5 separate regions of the Homo sapiens genome follow, and regions 1, 2, 4 and 5 are each linked to region 3. A link is a loop called in an ENCODE intact Hi-C map of the cell type or tissue named here. Cell type or tissue: heart left ventricle. All regions are shown on one strand.

Region 1 (4,000 bases), 52 kb after region 3:
TTTCCTTATAGAGTTGGTTCTCCATCTGCTCTGCTTGTCAGCTCTATATAGTTACTATGAAGAGAGTTATATTTTGATGTTCATCCATGTTGGGCATTTATTTCCTAGATGGCTGTGTATCCCACAAGAATGCTTGACATCTCAGTCTTGGGCTAGTAATCTATGCATTCACTCATCGGTGTTTATTGAGTGCCTACTGTATACAGGATATTGCCCTTGATGTCCAAGCATAAGAAAATGGCAGCAGGGCCAAAAGGACATCCAACTAGCCCTATTCCAAGGACCCCATGTAGAAATGATACGAACAAAATAGTCCTGAGGATACAAAAGTTAATTCTGCACAACAGGATCCAAAGAACAAATTGACTTCCTTGAAGCTGTGCAGTGAGCCCATCTGCCAGATCAGTCATCTAGCCAGGCTAGACCAGTGCACTTCTAAGCGTGGTTTGGGGACTGGCACTCTTCTGCAAAGTGGTTATTACCATTTCTATTGATGCAAATACAGAAACTGAGAGTAAGCTTTAGGAACTTTTATAGCAGTTTGACATTGCCACTGGCATCCAAATGCATGATCAGTGAATTCATTTCACTGAACAGGATATAGACAGTTAGTTGGGGATTGTCAAACTTGCCTGGTCAGTCACATGTGGTTTGAACTATGTAAAAGTCCTGTGCAGTAGAACCATGTATTGCTCCATAATGGACCAGATTTTTAAAATAGTCTTTCACTTCAAATAGTTGATAGTACTCTAAATATTGTTTCTTTAGGGTTTTGGGTAGCTATCTAAGGTTTTGTTTTTCATTTTGTTCTGAATACTGCTTTTTTTTTTTTTTTTTTTTTTTGAAATGGAGTCTTGCTCTGTTGCCCAGGATGGAGTGCAGTGGCGCAATCTCGGCTCACTGCAACCTCTACCTCCCAGGTTCAAGCAATTCTCCTGCCTCAGCCTCCTGAGTAGCTGGGATTACAAGCATGCACCACATGCCCAGCTAATTTTTGTATTTTTAGTAGAGACAGGATTTCGCCATGTTGGCCAGGCAGGTCTCAAACTCCTGAGCTCAGGTGATCCACCCACCTCAGCCTCCCAAAGTGGTGAGATTACAGGCATGAGCCACTGCACCCGGCCTTACTGCTTTTATTTTAACCTGCATATACCTATGCTTCTGTCTGCTGTAAGCATCCTAAGTGAATTAATTGGTAACACATTTAATTAGAATGAGAGCTATGGAAGAGCCCTTACATTCTGTTGCAGATCTCACAACAGATCTCTGTTGAATCTGCTGGAGTATCAGAGGCTATTTTAACCAGGAGCAAGTGACCCATTCCCTTCTGCAACTCACCCCACCCACCCACACCCGCTCTTTCCATGCCACACTTCCTTGGCACTTTAATCACAATTTGAACCAATTGCTCAGCCATAAGGACCACATCCTACTCCTTGTCCTCCTCCTCCCTTCCCAGTCTGAGACGATATATCCAGTGCTACTGAAAGTGTGGTAGTACCAATCAGTGGCACTAGGAGAACCTGGAGCTTGGTAGAAATAAGATTCTCAGGCCCCACCCAGACTAGTGAATCTCTAGAGAGGGGCCCAGCCTTCTATGTTCTTGCCAGCCCAGTGCAGATTCTTAATACCTGGGTATCATGACGAGCTTGAAAATACTCTTCAACTCGTTGCACAGGAAAGGGTCTGCCACCTGGTGGGCACTTAGGAAATGTGCATTTTTCTTCCCTTCCCTGACTGCACGTGGGGAGCCACTTGAGTCCCTCCATTCTTGGTTGGGCCTGTCTTTGGGCCTAGCTTATCTCAATTGCCAGCTGGAAGGTCTGCTTAGTCACTGCCTAATAACAGATCACCCTGGGACTTGAGCCCTTCTGAGAACCCCACACTGTTTGACTGGGGCCCTGATCCTCCCCTGAAGTCTTACAAGGCTTCACCCCTCTACCCTCTCATGCCCTACTGTACTTCTCTCTGGGAACCACAGGGTCTCCCCAGTCCCACAAGGATGGGCTCTAGACGGATGCATGGATCCCTGGAGCTGGACCTAACCAGCCCTGCTGAACCCAGGCAGTCAGGCCTTTACACTTTTATGTCAATCAGGGACCTCCCTGAAACAGTGAAACCCAAGGGGAGAAACAAGGCAGGGACTCACCCACCTCCCTGGTGGACTCAGAAAAAGGAGAGCAGCCATCAGTGATCTCACAGAAATGTCTCTGTGCTTAATATTTTTAAAACTGATTCTCAGATACCCAGGAAGGCAAGAGGGAATCAGTTAAAATAATTTTAAGAACAAGTTACTTCCTCTCATTATAAAAGCCTATATATGTTCATGGTAGAAAAAAAATTTCTACAAATTTTTAAAATTGCAAATAATGTTTTAAAATCAGTTGAAGTTCTATTCCCCAAGGGTAAGCACTGCACATTCTTATTACATTTCAGTCTTTTCTCTGTGCATGTGTATTTTTTATAAACCTGGGATCATACTAGGCATACCATTTTAACCAGCTTTTAATGCCTAGCAATATATCATGAACATTTTCCCATGTCATTAAATATTCTGAGTCCTGACTTTCATTGGCTATAGATTATTCTTCTTTATAGATGTATCATACTTTATTAAACCAGTCCTCAAGATTTAGACAAGTTAAAGTAATTTTTTAAACAATATCTTATGTCAGCAAAGGGGAAAACTATTAATTCATGCTCTTCATAAAGACAAAAAAAATGAATCAAATCAGTGATGACAATTTCAAATGATGTGCCATTCTCATTTACCAAAATAACAAAGTGTCTTAAAAGTTGGAGACATAAATGCAAGTCATTGTGTGCATTATAATCCTTCATGTTAGACATTCACATTTTCAGCAGATGATTGCTATCTTTGTCCTTAAGTAAAATACAAGGGCATCTCCAGGTGAATGAGTATTTTAAAAGGTGGAGGATTAAAAAGCTTGTGCCCTTCCGCCAGTACTACCATCTGCTCCATCCATCTCTGCTCTCTACTCTGCCCCACTCATCATACATCAGGATCTGCAGTCCCAACTGAGAGTGCCAGTGATTCTTATACCTCAAGGGCACTCTGGGAACCTTAGCAATCAACATGAGAACGATGGCTCTCTCCCCACTGTGGGCATATGTCAGATAGCTGTGTGATTTGATACTTCAAAGGCAGGGACGAGTACCCCATACGTATACTGGGGCAGACAGAAATAGAAAGCCAAGGGGGAGAAAAGCTACTCACGAGATTGGAGGGAAGAAAAAACAAAAAACTGGAAACAGCAATGTCAAAGGGAGGTAGATATCAGAAATTCAAGGCCCTGGTTCATCTAACTTCAGTTTTCGTTGAGATGCACACAGAGCAGAGGATGGACCACCCCACGCTTTCCAAGGCCAACTGAACAGTGTCTGTCACGCCAAAGGATGCAGACGTACCCAACCATACCTCTCATCATACTCTGTCCCAGGGAAATACTTACACAGGGCACAAGTCTGTTCAAACATGTTCTTTGCATCTTTGTTTTTTGTTACTGATAAACTGGAAGCGATCTAAATGTCTGTCCACTGGGGAATGTTCCAATAAATTGTGGTACATCCAAAGCATTCACCAGAAAAATTAAAAACAGGCTTTTTTAAAAGAAGTGATTTTAGGAATACTTATTGAAAGTAAGCATGCATTAAGAATAGTGTAATCCCATTTATAACGTTAAAAGTCTATATAATTGTGTGTTTACAAATGTGCACAGAAAAAAGTTCCCAGATATACATCAAACTTGTTTCAGTAGATACCTTAGAAAAGGGCGGAATAAGAAGGATTAACTCCATATGCAACCACATTCAAAAATCTTTACAAGAACGTATTAATAAATATTAATGAATGTATTAATGAATAATGATGTGCATAAATTTGTTTAATGTTATTATCATATGCTTTACAGTTAGGCTTCAGTTTATTTCTTGCTCTTTAAATCATCAGCTCAGGGAAAATTTTTTAACCTCTGTAACC
Region 2 (4,000 bases), 350 kb after region 3:
CCTGATTCAGACCTTTTTTAAACAAAGTAGATTGGCATATAAAATAAAACGCACTACTCATCTCTTATATGGTGTTTTATAGCCACGTGTCCATTTTATATATATGAGATGACAATCTCTAAAAACTCTGTTAAATATCAATGTTCCCTTCCAAGAAGGGAAAACAAATTCCAATTTTGTTTTAAACAAAAAGTATGTAGTCTTAGAGGGACTTTACATAAATGGCCATATGTGTAACCTGTACCAAATTAAGCTGTTTTAAATTTACAGACTACAAGCAACTGAACCCAAATGTCTAAATGTACATTCTTTTCTGTACTACATTTCAGCTAATATTGCAGAACTAATGACAATTTTAAAAGTTGCTATTACCAATTCTGTCTACTGTAGCAAGATACCTTAAGTTACAACAAAATCTTAGGAAATAAGACTGAATAATATCTGTTATAGAAATACCCTACTCTTTACCAACTCCCACCCTCCCTGACCCCTTCAAAATCATAAGCAGCTCTCTTCTGTGACAGACAAATAATGTAAGAATTGTGAAACCCCAATTTATGTAGCGTATCTCTTGGTCCACTGTCTGGCCATTCTGTCATGTTCTGCTCTGTTGGTCATATACTGAGTGGCAATACTTCCCACCAAGGGGTCGGCTGGAAGAAAAGAATGTAGATTACTTTGGAGAAAGGAAAAGAACATTTTAAACTTTAGCGAATAGTGACAGCTTGGGTAGATACGTACGACAAAGTATGTGTGATCAAACCCATCTTCGAAACACCACTCCACCATGCTGGATATTTTTCCATCAAAATTTCAAAAAAACATAACGTTGGGGGAAGAGGGAATGCTTAGGCTTTAGTGTACTGGTCTGTCTTTATCTTAGTTCATTCCATTTTTCTCCCAACAAACAACACTCAATTGGAGTTTCTTTACTCTTATGTGTTAGGCTGAGTTCAGTAGAGACTGGAACGGTCAAGGCTTCAGACTGCAATGAACATCCAGCTGTGTTCATGTGACCCTTAGCTCAATGTCACCAGTTAACGGCATTGTGAATACTGTGAAGTCTTCGGGGCTGTTGCAGTGCAACACTATTAACCTTTACGCTGGTTAAAGAGCCAGGTTGCCAGGCAAAACCTGGACCTCCAATTAAGTATAGTATTTCTCTGAATCTTAGGATCTTTAATAAATTTATATTTGGTTTACCTAGAAAATATATTTGTCTGTGTGTGTGTATATATATACATATGTGTATATATATATATTTTTTGAGACAGGGTCTCGCTTTGCCACCCAGGCTGGAATGCAGTGCAGTGACATGCTCATGGCTCACTGCAGCTTTGACCTTCTGGGTTCAAACAATCCTGACACCTCAGCCACCCTAGTAGCTGTGACTACAGAAAAATATTTTTTAAATGAAATGAAGTCCCAAAAAAGTCACAATTCAATAGTCACTAAGTATTTAACAACTACCATTTTCAAAATTGAGTGCCATCTCAGTGACCAGCTATGGGACACATGCTCACTGAACCCCAGAGGCACAGGTGAGGCTTGCCAGGCAGATGACTCGACATTTAGAAGTGTCTGATTTGTTTTATAAGAACTCTATGGGAAATTAAGCAACAGGAAAAAAAAAGGAGGAAGAATAATTGAAACTAAAAGCCCAAGGCAAACTTACGTCAGTCTTCAGTTTAAAATACCTTGTTGCTAGAATATACTGATTAATGAAGTTGTGTGTCTCAACTAGTAGACTGAACTTGATTAAAACTTTCTTTTGAAAAGCCGATTAGTTTTTGTATTCACAAACTTGTGCAGAAAAATTAGTTTTGTCCTTTGAAAGCTTTTGGAAACAAGTATTTTTCAGGTAAGGAAGAATAAAACAAGGTAAAGAATTATGAACCTTACCAGGATTACAGTCTGTAAGAAGTGAGCAGATAGAAAGGAGGACTTTAGAAATGGTTAGTGCTGGACTCCAATTATCTTTCAATATGTCCAAGCAAATAACACCTTGACTGTTAATATTACAATGATAGATTCTTGTCCGAAATGTAACCTAAAAAAAACAAGTGACAGACAATATTTAAACAGCAAACAAACTTGTTACTAAATATTCAACTGAATGACCCTTAAGAAGGTGACTAAAAGCAGTTTTAATTAAAGCTGTCAAGAAGATAGACAATAAATTTGATTAGAAAGTGTTCATTGATACCATCTCAGGGACTGTGTCAATTTCATTTAAAATGTTATGTCCACTGACGGTAAGTTCAGTACTTCCTAATTTCATCTTTAGCAATTTTAAATCTTTTAAATATTAACATTTCCAAGTTTGAATAGCTAATTGTTTGCTGACCTCTTGTGTTAGCTGGTAGTACTACACTGCCTCAAAGTAAGCTTTAAAATACTGAGAATCATAAATACCTCTTAAAAACTGAAGTGCAACATAATGGGTACATAAAGATAATTAAACAACATACTTAGCAAACAATGACTACACCCAAAAGGCTGAACAAAATTTGAAGAGAAGTCTATTTCTGCTTTTTTCTGACCGTTACATCAGGTCCTATAGACATCCTGTCTACCTACATCACAGAATTTACTATTATATAATCGAGTGTCCATGGATGCAGAGCCAGTAATGGGCAAGGACCACAGCAGAACACAAGTCACATAAGCTGGTGTTATTTGGGTCTCTTAATTTTTATTTGTGAAATATACCAAAACACAAAGTAAAAATTACCTGTAATTTTACCAATTTTTTAAAAAAGTGACTTTCGATTACTTCTTGTTGCTGCAGTTGTACTTTTATCTGGCAGTCTACCTAATCCCCAAGACGGGGTTTTCTTTCTGACTGAATGAGAATCATAGATTGAGTACAGGAGATGGGTGACTTGGGCAATCCTCACCTGTCCTAGAAAGAAAACTGAGGCCTGGAGGTAAAGGAACAAGACCAAAACATGACAGGGAGCACAACAGAATCCAAAGCTTTGGGAAGAGATTCTGATTCTCTAGTTGTTTGGCCCCCTGACCTGCCCTGCCTTTTTTTGGGGTCTTGCTTTGTTGCCCAGACTGGACTCAAACTCTTGGGCTCAAACAATCCTCCCAAGTAGCTGGACTACAGGTGCACACCACTGCACCTGGCTTGACACCATTTTTAACCTCGAGAAAGGTTCAAAAACATTTCTCTATGGGCTGGAAAACAGGGGATTAATTCTAGGTTGCTGACAATATTACTATAAATAGCACAATTTTAAGCACCATCAAAACAAAGCACTTAATCCTAGAATGGTCTCTGCCAGATAAGGCAAAATCAACCTAAAGAAGTGTTTTGTATATGTTAAAATACTCAGATCTATTAGGACATAAGATAAATCTAGTTTCTGTGATTAAAAATTAAATTTAGAAAAACCTCAACAGTTGCTCTCTTGTGGGAATTAGTAAATTTGAGCATACAGGGAGATTTCTTACCTTTGGAGGCTTGAAGGGATATTCTGGTGTAAAAGTGATATCGAGAAAGAATACACCACCCTCATACACGGATCCTGGAGGCCCTAGAATGGTTGATCTCCATTCATAGATGTTATCGCCTTTGGGACCAGCACTGTGAATAATACGTCAACAAATAAGCAGATGGTGGCACTATCCCAATTTTTACAGTGTATTAAAAGAGATGGAAAGATTACCTCTCTCCTCTCTTTTGTTTACTGTGTGGATTCTCTTTACAAAACAAGTACAGAAACGGATGCAGAACTGCAACAAACCCATAGCCATTGGTCAAGCAAACTGGATGATAAAAGAATGTTAAAACCATTCTAAGCCTACCTAGCTACGAATAAGCAGGAAACTTTCCTCAATTCTCAAAACTCTCCTGGACACGTAGGAAAGTGTAAACAATACTTAAAATGGGAAACACATCTCAGCACCTAGAAGCGAAATTAGTGACAAATGCGAGCAGTTTTTGCTCACAGCTACATCACTTATGACCATTTTAAGCACAGAAGTTTCA
Region 3 (4,000 bases):
ACTAAGAGTGACATACACTGAGAAAGTTGGGAATCTCTGTTACAGCATGACTGTCCCCAGGTATAGTTTAACTGTACACATTCTGGCAGGATCATGCATTCAAGCCATCACATTGCAGGAAATACACATTCTAAATTTAAATATTAGCAGGGGAGAAGCTGAAAGAAAATTAGAACTATATGCATCTTTGAGGGACTTCTTTCCTTTATAACCTTCCTACCCAGACCTACCCATCCTAGCTCCCTGAGACAACCCTTAACCAAGGCTCCTGTGATTTTTCAAAATAATAAATAATAATGATAGAGGCCAAGACAGGAGAATTGCTTAAGACCAGTAGTCCGAGACCAGCCTGGGCAACATAGCAAGACTCCATCAAATAATAATAATGATGATGTAAATTCTCATTTAGTGTCCCAAATATGATGGATTAATTCTTGCAAATTGGAACTAATGATTGCTCTAATTGCTCTGGTGCATTCCTGAAAATCACCTTTGATACACACTGTTGAAAGACAAATTCAGGCTGTGTGTGCTATACCATGCACCTGACACCTCACAGAAAGCCACTGGAATTTCTGATAAAGAGCCAACAGAACCTTTACCAAGCAGAATTAAACAAGAACCTAATGTGCGACTGAATGCAGTGGCTCACGCCTGTAATCCCAGCACTTTCAGATGCCGAGGTGGGCAGATCACTTGAGGCCAAGAGTTCAAGACCAGACTGGCCAACATGGTGAAACCCTGGGTCTACTTAAAATACAAAACTTAGCCAGGCATGGTGGCTTGTGCCTGTAATTCCAACTACTCAGGAGGCAGAGATAGGAGAATTGCTTGAACCCAGGAGAAAGAGATTGCTGTGAGCTGAGATCATGCCACTGCACTCCAGCCTGGGTGACAGAGCAAGACTCTGTCTCAAAAAAAAAAAAAAAGAACCTAATGCGTGAGAATGGAGACAAAGTTTCCGAAGTCAATTTCTGCAAGAGCTTTGCAATGTAGCCCCATGTCCCCTGCCCCCCATTTGACACTGAAGAAGTAGTAAACAGTTATATTTATTAGGATAATTTTATTTTCATCTTCAAGGGAATTTCAGGAGCACAGCAGTCTTCATAACACTCCATTTAGGAAGATTATTCTTTTTATCCCAGGGTTAAAAATCTGAAGGAGCTCACTGCAGATTCCAGAGGCAGCAGAGCACTGGCTCAGACTGAGAGACACTGTCTCCCTGGGACAAGATTGAATTTTCTTTTAAATTTCAGATGATACTATCAAGGGGTCAAGTACTAGAGTCTTTTCTTATGACACCATCCAGGGTTGCAGAAGGGAGTGGATTGTTTGTTATTGTCTTACTCATTATCAAACTCTTTTTAAAAATCAATAATAAATCATTTGCTGCAGTCTTAATGTTTTATTTTCACATTCTTGTTTGTTGTTTTTCATGCATGTGTCTCAGTGAGTCACCTAACCACAATTATATATTCTGGCATCTGGTGGTTCTGCATGGTACCCTCATTCCTTAGGAATTAATTTCCCTGACATGATGAATGTGTTTCCAATCCGTTCATCACACACACACCCCACACACCCCCCCCCCCCCCACACACACACACACATACACACACACCCTCTTTAGCAGGGAGAAGTTACCCTACTCTCCACCAGGTGTCAGTAGAGTCAGTTTTAACAGCATGCTTTGGCCAAAGGGGCATCTGCTGAAGTTGTTTTTCCTGCTGTCAGACGTTTCCTCAAACTACCTCTGGGCTGTCCTCTTAAGAGACTATCTTCCATTTCTTAGGAGTGTTCGGAGATGATAGTCCACCTGTAGAGAAAGACAGCCATAAGGAAACCGCACTATAAACAGCAGGTGGCCAAGCTGGTCCTTTCAGGTTGGTCTCATAAAATTTTTACTGGCTGTTTTCTTCTTTACTTTTCTATCACTACCTTATTTGGCTTAAAAGTGCTCCATGTTTCACTCAATGTGACAATAAATTAGATGTGGTTGATGCTTTTAGATTTGCAGGGGGCTTTGTTTGTTTGTTTTAAGGCCCATTCCACCTCTGCCACTGCTGACCTAGTCCTCAACACAGGAATCGGATTTTACTCTGCTTGTAGCCCCAGAACCCAGCATTGAAGGGTATAGAATACTACCATGGATTAAGTGTGCACGTCCCACTTAACCCAATGTCACCTTTGAGAGCTACGGCCTTATTCCCATTTTAGGAATGGTTACTCCTGACTCAGTATCCCATATTTAAGTGGCAAGGCCAATGCTCTTTGTAACATGCCATGGTGACTTTGTCTGGGAGAGAGGTGGAAAAGGAGAGGGGAAGAGGAAGGGGAAGAGAGAGAAGAGGACAATGATTTGGCCTGGATATTGACTAACATAAAGAGTAGGGGGAACTCTAGAATGAGATTGTTGAACTGGAGTTGAGAGAGTGGGTGGAGTGGAAGTAAAAGTGAATTATTTTACTAAGAATAAAAAGAAATATCAGCAACAGCAAATTAAGCTCAGTTTCAACCATAGACCCTGGTTGAATTATTTCCCTTCCTGACGGCAAAACACTTACAGAGACTGCCTGAAAATCTGAAATGAAAAGTATAGCTTTGCCATTCAACAGTCATTTGCTAAAGTCTGTTATGTGGGGCATGAGTCTCCTGCCATACCCAGTGGAGAAATTCTGACTGCCTTCCCCTCCAAGAGGTGACCCACTCAGATTAATACCTGGGATACGGTACAGACAGAGCTTTCACTAGTTTTCCACATTTTTACTAACTCAGAGTTTTATGTTCCTCTTTAGGCTCATGCCCAGTCTAACTACGCTAGCTTTTCATATTTTTTCTCTTACTGATTTTTTGATACTACATTCCCAAATAGGGTTAGTTTTACTGAATACAAAAGGTGGATCACAGCGTGGTATGATTTGAAAACACCTTGCCTCTGTTCTCCTATTTGAGTTCTTAACTGATTCCTATCATGAGAAATTCAACCATTATTTATTCACTTCATTGGGTCCTAGATTTAATATTAAAATGCAAAGGGCTCGGGGAAGGATAACTGGGGCTGCACTCAGGATGCTATAGACTTGGGAACAAATTTATTTCTGTGTCCAAACTTTCTTACTCCCCACAGCAAGGTTAAATGAACATGCAAAGTAACCTTGAAAGGGAAAAATTTTTTTTCACAAAAATTCAGCCTTGCAAGAGGAAAATGGCAGGGCAGGTGAAGGAGAAGCAATTTCACCTCCTTTTAATCTTTGTAATGACAGCATCTGGGGAGGTGGGCTCTGTATTGTTCTTGAGTCTTTAAATGACCTCAGGTAAGCTTAAAGTTAGACCAGGCAAGAGTTTCAGTTCCCCCATGCCTTTGGGATGATTGAGGCTGGCCAGGAGTTGAGATCATCTATAATAATGATGATGCCTATAATAATAAAGAAGTCTCCCAATACCTTACATTTGTGTCCTCCTTTTAAATTTACAGGCATTTTCCAATTGCTTTGGTCCTCAGCATAATCCTGAGAGGGCAGGAATTGTGATTTATCTTTACAAATGAGGCTTGAAGAGTTAAAGGAACTTGTCCATGATCCCCAAACTACTAAACTGAGACCCAAAGCCATCTGGAATGACGCCCAGTCCAGGAGCCTTTCCTCCATACCTGGGATTGGACTTGTTCTTTAAAATATTCCCCAAATACCAGAGTCAAAGGTTTGATGTATAGCTCTCCCTCTCCTCCTATGAGGGGGATAAGGAAAAGAAGGGGAAACTCCACTTTTACCCCCAAGAGATCCACAGCCTCACTGCCCTCCTAGCATGGGTGCAGCCCACCTAGGGGGACAGCCATTTGCATTTATTCAGCTGTGCTTCCAGATGCCACAGACAGAGCTGTGGGAAGGCTCAAGTGGGGACAGGGTGGGGTGAGGGGTTCAGCCCCATCCCATGAACTCCAGTCATACCCAGCACCCCACAATACCAAATAAACTTCATAAAAATAGTTGCTTGCTACCTA
Region 4 (4,000 bases), 170 kb after region 3:
TGCTGTGAACCTAAAAATATTCTTAAAAACTTAAGTCTTGAAAATGGTTACTTTGAAGTTACATAAAAATTTGTGAAAATATATGCAAATACAAATAATAAGAAAAGAAAAAATAGTATCAGACATTTTCAAGTAAATAACTCAAACAACACTAAAATATAATATAAAGTGAAACCTGAATAAAACTTAAATACTCAAAAAAAAAAAAGAAGGTGATGGCTTGAACCAGGATAGTAATAGTGTAAGGAGTGAGAAAATGGTCAAATTCTGAAAAGAGCCTTTTTTATTATGAAAATCTTCAAATATTAAAAAAGTAGAGAGAGTAACACAGCAAACTTCTGTAAATTCGTCACCCAAATTCAATAATTATCAAAACTTTGCTACATTTGCTTAATCAGCTCTTGTTTTTTCATAGTTTTTTTTTGGTTTTTTTTGCTGAAGTATTTTAAAATAAATTACATACATTTGACCCAGCAATCCCATTATTGGGTATATACCCAAAGGAATATAAATCATTCTACCATAAAGATACATGCAGTTGTCTGTTTATCACAGCACTTTTCACAATAGCAAAGACATAGGATCAACCTACATGCCCGTCAACGGTGGACTGGATAAAGAAAATGTGGTACATATACACCATGGAATACTACACAGCAATACAAGAGATGAAATCATGTCCCTTGCAGCAAAACAGATGCAGCTGGAGGCGATTGTCCTAAGAAAATTGATGCAGGAATGAAAAAACAAATACTGCATGTTCTCACTTAGAAGTTGGAGCTAAACACTGAGTACACATGGACACAAAAAGGGGAAGAATAGATACCAGGGCTTACTTAAGGGTAGAGGGTAGGAGGAGGGGGAGGATAGAAAACTATCTATTGGGTACTATGCTCACTACCTGGGTAATAAAATCATTTTATTACCCAAACCCCAGTGACATGCAATTTATCCTTGTCAAACCTGCACATATATCCCCTGGATCTAAAATAAAAGTTGGAAGAAAAATAATAAATAAATAAATAAAATCGCTTCTTCAAAAAAATTACGTTGTATAATTTCACTGCTATGTATTGTATGCAGTATGCATTTCTCTGAAAATCTAAACATAAATACAATCACATTATCACACCTAAGATATCAACCCATACTACAACCCAATTTCCCTAACTGTCTTAAAAATTTCTTTCACAGTTGATTTGTTTGAATCAAGGTATAAACAATGTAATACACTACATTTGTTTATGTTTGAGTTTCTTTTAACCTAAAGGAGCACACATGCACACACACACACACGCACACTTTTTTCCCTTTAGCATTTCCCTGTGATTTGCAAAATCCACATAATATTCCTGCATAATGCCCCACATCCCAAATGTGTCCCTTTGCTACTCTGTAGTGTAATTAACTCTAGAAGCTTGGTTAGATTTAGTTTCATTTTTTTGGTCAAAAATATTTCATAGACAAAGTGTATTTTATAAATGCATTACATCAGGAGTTACCCAATATGTTGTTGTTCCATTTATAGTGACATTCATGATAGTGATCATTCCCCACCTACATATAACTAATGATTCCAATCCACTGACAATCACTGTGTAAAACAATTATTTCATGGGACCAAGGAGGAGAAGAACAAGGTAGTTATAATAGTGGGTATTATTTTGAAACTTGCTTTTTTCCACTTACCAGTATGTTGAAATTTATCCATATTGATATCTGTACTAGTTATTTCATACATGTCTAGTTATTTTAATTACTGTATAGTATTCTACTATAGAAAAAAATTGAAAAAAAGAAAAAAGAACACATTTTATTTATCCCTTCTACTGGTGAAAAAAGGATATATCCTATTTTTTTAATCAAAAACAGTAGCAAAGAATATCCTTGGGCATTTTTCAGTGTGTATGCATATGAGAGTTTCTCTAAAATCAAGGGCAGGAATCAGAAACCTTTTTCTGTAAAGAGACAGGTAGCAAATAGTTCAGGCTTTGTGGGCCATATGGTCTCTGTTGCCATTACTCTGTCAGGTAGCATGAAAACAGTCATCAACATTGTATAAACGAATAAGCATGCACACAGCTGGGTTTTTATAAGAGTTGATTTAACAAAACAGGTGGCGGGCCAGATTTGGCCCAAAGGCCATAGTTTGCTGACCCCTGGTGTAGAGTATGAAAATAGAGTATGTTCATCTTCAGCTTTGTTATATATTTCTATTTTCTTTCTCCAAATGAGTTATACTTGTTTATACTTCCATCAGCAAAGTATAAAAGTGACTTTCTCCACATCCTTGAAAACACTTGGTGTTATCTAATTTCTTAATCTTGGGGCAGTCTGATGGTTGTGAAATAGTTTCTAATGAATGTTTCAACTTTCATAAGCCAAATTACAAATGTGTTTCAATATTTTTCATATGTGCTTTGACTATTCAGGTTTCTCCTCCCTACATTGCCAGTTTATAACATTTACCTACTTTCTATTGAGTTGTTTGCCTTTTTCTTACAATTTGTGACTTTTATATATATTCTATTTATAGATTGCATTTTTCTGTTGATTATATGCATTATAAATATCTTAGTCTGAGTTTGTCTTTGCTCACAGTATCATTTGTTGAACAGAAGTTTTGTTTGGTTTTTGCTTTATTTTTAATGTCCATGGATACATTAATCCTCCCTTTTTCTGTGTGTGTATGTGTGTGTCCATTTTTTGCTTTGTATAAGAAATCTCGCCCTACCCAATTATCATAACATTTTTCTATATTTTCCTTTTCACATTCAGGTTTTAGTACATCTGAATGTATCTTTACATATGGTAGTTATCTAATTTTATCTTATCCAATATGAACCATCAATTATCTGAGCCCCCTTTATTGATTAATCCATCTATGTGTTCTCCACTGATTTTAATGCTACCTTTGACTTAATGCACATTCCCACATGTTGTAGGTCTGTTTCTAGGCTCTGTGTTCTGCTTTCTTAGTCTGCTTTTACTGGTCTATCTCTAGGCTGATACTATTTCATTTTAATGCGATAATTTCATAAGTAGTCTTAATATCAGGCAGAATTAATCTCTCCCTATCGCTGATATCTTTCAAATAGTCTTGCCTCATCTTTACTCTTCATCTTCCATACGAATTTTAGATAAATCCCAATGTAAAGGTTTGGAAACAAATGTTTAAAAAAATCTAAGTAACTTTCCCAAGGCCCCACGATTAATAAGTAGATGAGGTGACATTCAAACCCATGCAGAATAATTTCGAAGCCCAGTTTCTAAGCCACTATATCCACAATACCACCTCTACAATTATATTACAAAGTGGTAGAAAAAGCTGAATTTAATGTCAGTAATCATTAGGCTCTAGACTTGGCTCATTCGTGGACAAGTTGCTTGGGTATCTCCCTGGACCTAGTTTCCTCACCTACAAAATTGTTACAAAAATAATTTGTCTCAGAGCTATGAATAAACAGTCAATATAAACTGTAAAGCATTGATTATGTAAAAGCCCACCCACACTGGTTAATTTTATATGTCAACTAGACTGGGCCACACGGTGCCCAGGCATATAGTCAAGCACTATTCTGTATTTATCTGTGAGAGTGTTTCTCAATGAGAATAACATCTGAATCAGCAGACTGAGTAAAGGGCACCGCCCTGCCTAATGTGGATAGGCCTTATCCAGTCAATTGCAGGCCTGAGTAGAACAAAAACACGAGGTAAGAGGGAACTCCTGCTGCCTGACTGCTGTAAGATGAGACATCAGACTTTTCCTGTCTTTAGACTTGAACTGAAACATTGGCCTTTCTTAGGTCTCAAGCCTGCTAGCTTTTAGACTGAAACTTACATTATCAGCTCTCCTGATTCTCAGGAACTAGAACCACGCCATAGATTCTGCTGAGTTTCAAGCCGTCCAACTGCACTGTACCTCCATAATCATATGAGACAATTCCTCATAATAAATCAACAAACACACACACACATATATCCTATTGGTTCTGTTTCT
Region 5 (4,000 bases), 230 kb after region 3:
CTCTGGCTGCAAGAGAGAAAACTGGATTGGCTGAGAGGCCGTACTGAATAAGAGGGTAAGAGAATGTGGACAATAGCCATAGGCCACACAAAAGATACAGGTGGTGGCAAAGAAAATAGAAGGCGATGGGCCAATTTAAAATGTATTTACAGGCCAGCCATGGTGGCTTATGCCTGTAACCCCAGCACTTTCGGAGGCTGAGGCAGGCGGATCACTTGAGGTCAGAAGTTCAAGACCAGCCTGGCCAACATGGTGAAACCCCATCTCTACTAAAAATACAAAAATTAGCTGGGCATGATGGCGGACCCCTGTAATCCCAGCTACTCGGGAGGTTGAGGCAGGAGTATCATTTGAACTCAGGAGGCAGAGGTTGTGGTGAGCTGAGATTGTGCCACTACACTCCAGCCTGGGCAACAGAGTGAGACTCAATCTCAAAAAATAAAAATAAAATGTATTTAGAAAAAGAAAAAATGTATTTAGAAGGTAATATGTATAGAAGTTATTAGTGGATTGGATACTAAGGGTAAGAGCAAAGGAGGTGTCAAGACTAGATGGATGGTTATGCAATCCACTGAGATAAAGAGCACAGGATTAACCTGAAGCTGGTGAAATCACAAATTCAGGCTTGGACATGCCATTTGAGACACCTTTGAGATATTCAACTATAGCTGTAAAGTAGGCAATATAGAACCTTGGAGAAAATATTCATGTATCAATTTTTAATGGAACATAAAATAGAGTACTACTAACTGCCATAACAAATAAACCCCACAGTTTTGCAGATTTAACTGTATTGATTTTTCACCCACAGAACAGTCCAAAGCAGCTCTTGTCCGTTTGCAGTGTGGAGACTCAGGCTTTCTCCTTGTGACCTGTTCCTCCCCTAGGGCCTCACAGGTCTTCTGCATACAGGCAGAAGTGGAAAAAGAAAGTGGAGAACACACATCTTAACCACCTCAGCCAGGAAGTGGCACACATTACACATCATTTCTCACTATATGCCATTGGTAAGAACTACTCACATGCAAAGAAGCTGAGAATTAGAGTCCCTAGCTGAGCAACTGCTCCCAAGTGTAGCATTGCCAGACAAAATACAGGACGCCTAGTTAAATTTCAGTTTCAGTCAAAAGTGAATGATGTTTTGGCTGGGCGTGGTGGCTCACGTCTGTAATCCCAGCACTTTGGGAGGCCAAGGTGGGCAGATCACCTGAGTTCAGGAGTTCGAGACCAGCCCGACCAACATGGAGAAACCCTATCTCTACTAAAAATACAAAATTAGCCAGGCGTGGTGGCACACGCCTGTAATCCCACCTACTTGGGAGGCTGAGACGGGAGAATTGCTTGAACCCGAGAGGTGGAGGTTGCAGTGAGCTGAGGTCGCACCATTGCACTCCAGCCTAGGCAACAAGAGCAAAACTCCGTCAAAAAAAAAAAGTGAATGGTGTTTTAATATAAGAATGTCCCCCATATTGTATTTGAAGTTCAAATTTCACTGGGTATCTTGTTTTTCAAGTTTGTTTGCTAAATCTGGCAACCCTATCCCAGGGACAATCCTATCTATGGCAGGGGGTCACATATTTTGATGGATAGTTAGTCATGTCTGCCGCATGATAAAAATAACTTAGAGAAAATGTGGTACAAATGCATCACGGAATAGTATGCAGTCATAAAAAAGGAATGATATCATGTCCTTTGCAGCAACATGGATGTAGCTGGAGGCCATAATCCTAAATGAACTAACCCAGGAACAGAAAACCAATACCGCATGTTCTCACTTATAAGTGGGAGCTAAACACTGGGTACTCATAGACATAAAGATGGCAACAATAGAAACTAGAGGCTGCTAGAGTGGGGAGGGAGGCAGGCAAGGGTTCAAAAACTAACTATTGGGTACTATGTTCAGTACTTGGGTGATAGGATAATTCATATCCCAAACCTCAGCATCACACAATATAGCCAGGTAACAAGTACCTGCACATGTAGCCCCTGAATCTAAAAAAAGAGTTTTTTTAAACATGACTTAGAGCAAGCAGACTTCCTCCATATTTCCTGTACAAGCCATGGGTAGGGTTGTGGGGAGGGTATGCAGTAACTTTTTCTTATGTTTGAGAGACCAGGAAAGAGGACTTGTAAGTAGAGGATGAATGAGGAGCACCCTTGATAGATCTTAAAGTCAAAAAATTAGAATCTGGCACAATTCCATGTACTTTATCCATTTAGTCAATGAGCATTTACTGAGCACCTACTATGCTCTAAGTGCCACACTAGAGGCTGAAGATGCTGAGAAACTACAATCTATATCCTCAAGAAGCTTACGGTTCTGTGGAGTCAGGGGGAAAAGGAGGAAGCATAACTCAGCAGATGAAGGAGCCCTTAAGTCAAACTGGTGGAAACCCAGAAAGTGTCCCAAGGGAGATGGTGGCTGAATTGCACCTTAAAAGTCAGGCAAGTAGGAATTAACCAAATGAAGGTATACAGATTGCTACATTCACTCATGGAGTAGTAACTGGTACAGGACATACCCTCCCACTATAAACATCTAGAAAACTGGGCAAAATATATGACATAGTTGGCCCCAGGCAGAGCGGGACTGTGATACCTGAGAGAAGAGAGACAAACAAGGGGAACCCTCTCTACAATTGCCCTAGGTTTCTGCTTGGAGGCCATTCATGGACCTTGGCAGAGGGAAAGGAACCCAGATAGAACCTGGAAGACTCACTGAGTTGAGTAGACAAAGATAGGCATTTGGGGAGTTTGATGGTTAAGTGTTTATGTGTCAACTTTACTGAATTAAGGGATACCCAGGGATCTGGTAAAAACATTGCTGGCTGTTCCTGTGAGGATGATTCCAGAAGAGACAAGCATTAGAATCAGTAGACTGAGTAAAGAAGAGCCACTGAGGTGGGCATCATCCAATCCATTGAGAACCCTGATAGAACAAAAAGATGAAAGAAAGAACGGCAATTCTCTCTCTCTCTCTCTCTCTCTGTGTGTGTGTGTGTGTGTGTGTGTGTCTTTCTCTCTCTCTCTCCTCTCTGTGTGTGTGTGTGTGTGTGTGTCTCTCCTCTCTCTCTCACTGGAACATTCTCCTTCTCCTGCCCTTGGACGTTAGAGCTCCCGGTTCTTGAGCCTTCAGACTCTGGGACTGATACCAATGCCCGCCTCACTCCCAGACTTGGGCTGGGAGTTACCCAGTTGCCTTCTCTGATTCTCAGGCCTTTGGATTCAGACTGAACTATGCTGCTGGCTTTCCTGGTTCTCCAGCTTTCAGGCAGCATATCACGGGACTTCTTGGCCTCCAAAACTGTGTGACCCAATTCCCATAATAAATATACTTTTATATATCTCTGTATATCCTATTGGTTTGGTTTCTCTGGTGAGCCCTGACTAACACAGGGAGGCTAAGGTAGCTGGAATTTATTGGCCAGCGTACCAGAGAGGAGGGAGCTATACAGAGAAAACTTTACAGAAATCTGCGCAAGGTTCTCCTCAAGTGTTTGACTGAATACTAAGCCATACACAGTTAGGGCAAAGCTCCATGAAGCCAAAAAAAAAAAAAAAAAAAAAAAAGACAACTTGACAACTTTCAGGTAGCTCTGAGATGAACATTCTCAGAGCCCATTTAGGGTTGAGAGATGTTTTGATCTCCTCTCGGCCAAAGTAGAGAGGACTCACTGAATACAAGGGCATTCAGAGTGACCCCAGAGTGTCACGCCTTAGTGGTAGAGTAAAAGCTACTCTGGACCAGACCTAACAAGCTGAAAATCAAGCCTAGAGAAAAATCAAGCTGATCTGCAAGTAAGTTTACTGCCCACCGAAACAAACTTCAACACTACTTAGACAACAAAATCCAAACCCTCAACGAAATATCATTCATAATGTCGACATCTAATTTAAAAATTACTAGACATGCAAAGAAGTAGGAAAATCTGATTCAAACCAGGAGAAAAGTTAGTCAATAGAAACAGAATCAGAAATAACAGAGATAATGGAATTACCA

Evidence for each region. Hi-C counts contacts between places; a loop is a spot of excess contacts. Peaks named below come from ENCODE experiments on the same cell type or tissue, not always from the same donor. Only the 100,000 strongest peaks of a DNase experiment are listed, where the experiment ranks them.
Region 1: a loop joins it to region 3, with 7 times the contacts of the local background. A loop is called at or near these places in 44 of 110 quality-filtered maps.
Region 2: it touches region 3 in a loop (7-fold over the local background); 39 of 110 quality-filtered maps call a loop at or near these places.
Region 4: it touches region 3 in a loop (4-fold over the local background); 33 of 110 quality-filtered maps call a loop at or near these places.
Region 5: a loop joins it to region 3, with 6 times the contacts of the local background. A loop is called at or near these places in 95 of 110 quality-filtered maps.

What each region holds. Positions count from the first base shown.
Region 1 is chr3:24,183,788-24,187,787 of GRCh38, reverse strand. All of the region lies in intron 5 of THRB (thyroid hormone receptor beta), which reads left to right. The region is part of intron 3 of THRB-AS2 (THRB antisense RNA 2); the gene reads right to left. Among named protein-coding and RNA genes, the nearest start is that of THRB-AS2, 34 kb to the right of the region's middle. In heart left ventricle, a CTCF peak has its summit at 1,694 (motif pointing left); no DNase peak of the experiment used is centred here; H3K27ac peaks cover 277 bases.
Region 2 is chr3:23,887,162-23,891,161 of GRCh38, reverse strand. UBE2E1 (ubiquitin conjugating enzyme E2 E1) reads right to left here. Exons shown (of 6, transcript NM_003341.5): 4 at 3,463-3,595; 5 at 1,903-2,050; 6 at 1-653. The coding sequence ends at 556. NKIRAS1 (NFKB inhibitor interacting Ras like 1) reads left to right here. Exons shown (of 5, transcript NM_020345.4): 5 at 1-1,211. Among named protein-coding and RNA genes, the nearest start is that of NKIRAS1, 28 kb to the left of the region's middle. In heart left ventricle, CTCF peaks have their summits at 2,157 and 2,357 (motif pointing left); no DNase peak of the experiment used is centred here.
Region 3 is chr3:24,235,874-24,239,873 of GRCh38, reverse strand. The region is part of intron 3 of THRB (thyroid hormone receptor beta); the gene reads left to right. Among named protein-coding and RNA genes, the nearest start is that of THRB-AS2, 87 kb to the right of the region's middle. In heart left ventricle, a CTCF peak has its summit at 1,677 (motif pointing right); no DNase peak of the experiment used is centred here; H3K27ac peaks cover 1,012 bases.
Region 4 is chr3:24,067,349-24,071,348 of GRCh38, reverse strand. No RefSeq gene overlaps it. Among named protein-coding and RNA genes, the nearest start is that of LINC00691, 34 kb to the left of the region's middle. In heart left ventricle, a CTCF peak has its summit at 2,160 (motif pointing left); no DNase peak of the experiment used is centred here.
Region 5 is chr3:24,001,339-24,005,338 of GRCh38, reverse strand. No RefSeq gene overlaps it. Among named protein-coding and RNA genes, the nearest start is that of NR1D2, 58 kb to the right of the region's middle. In heart left ventricle, no CTCF peak of the experiment used is centred here; no DNase peak of the experiment used is centred here.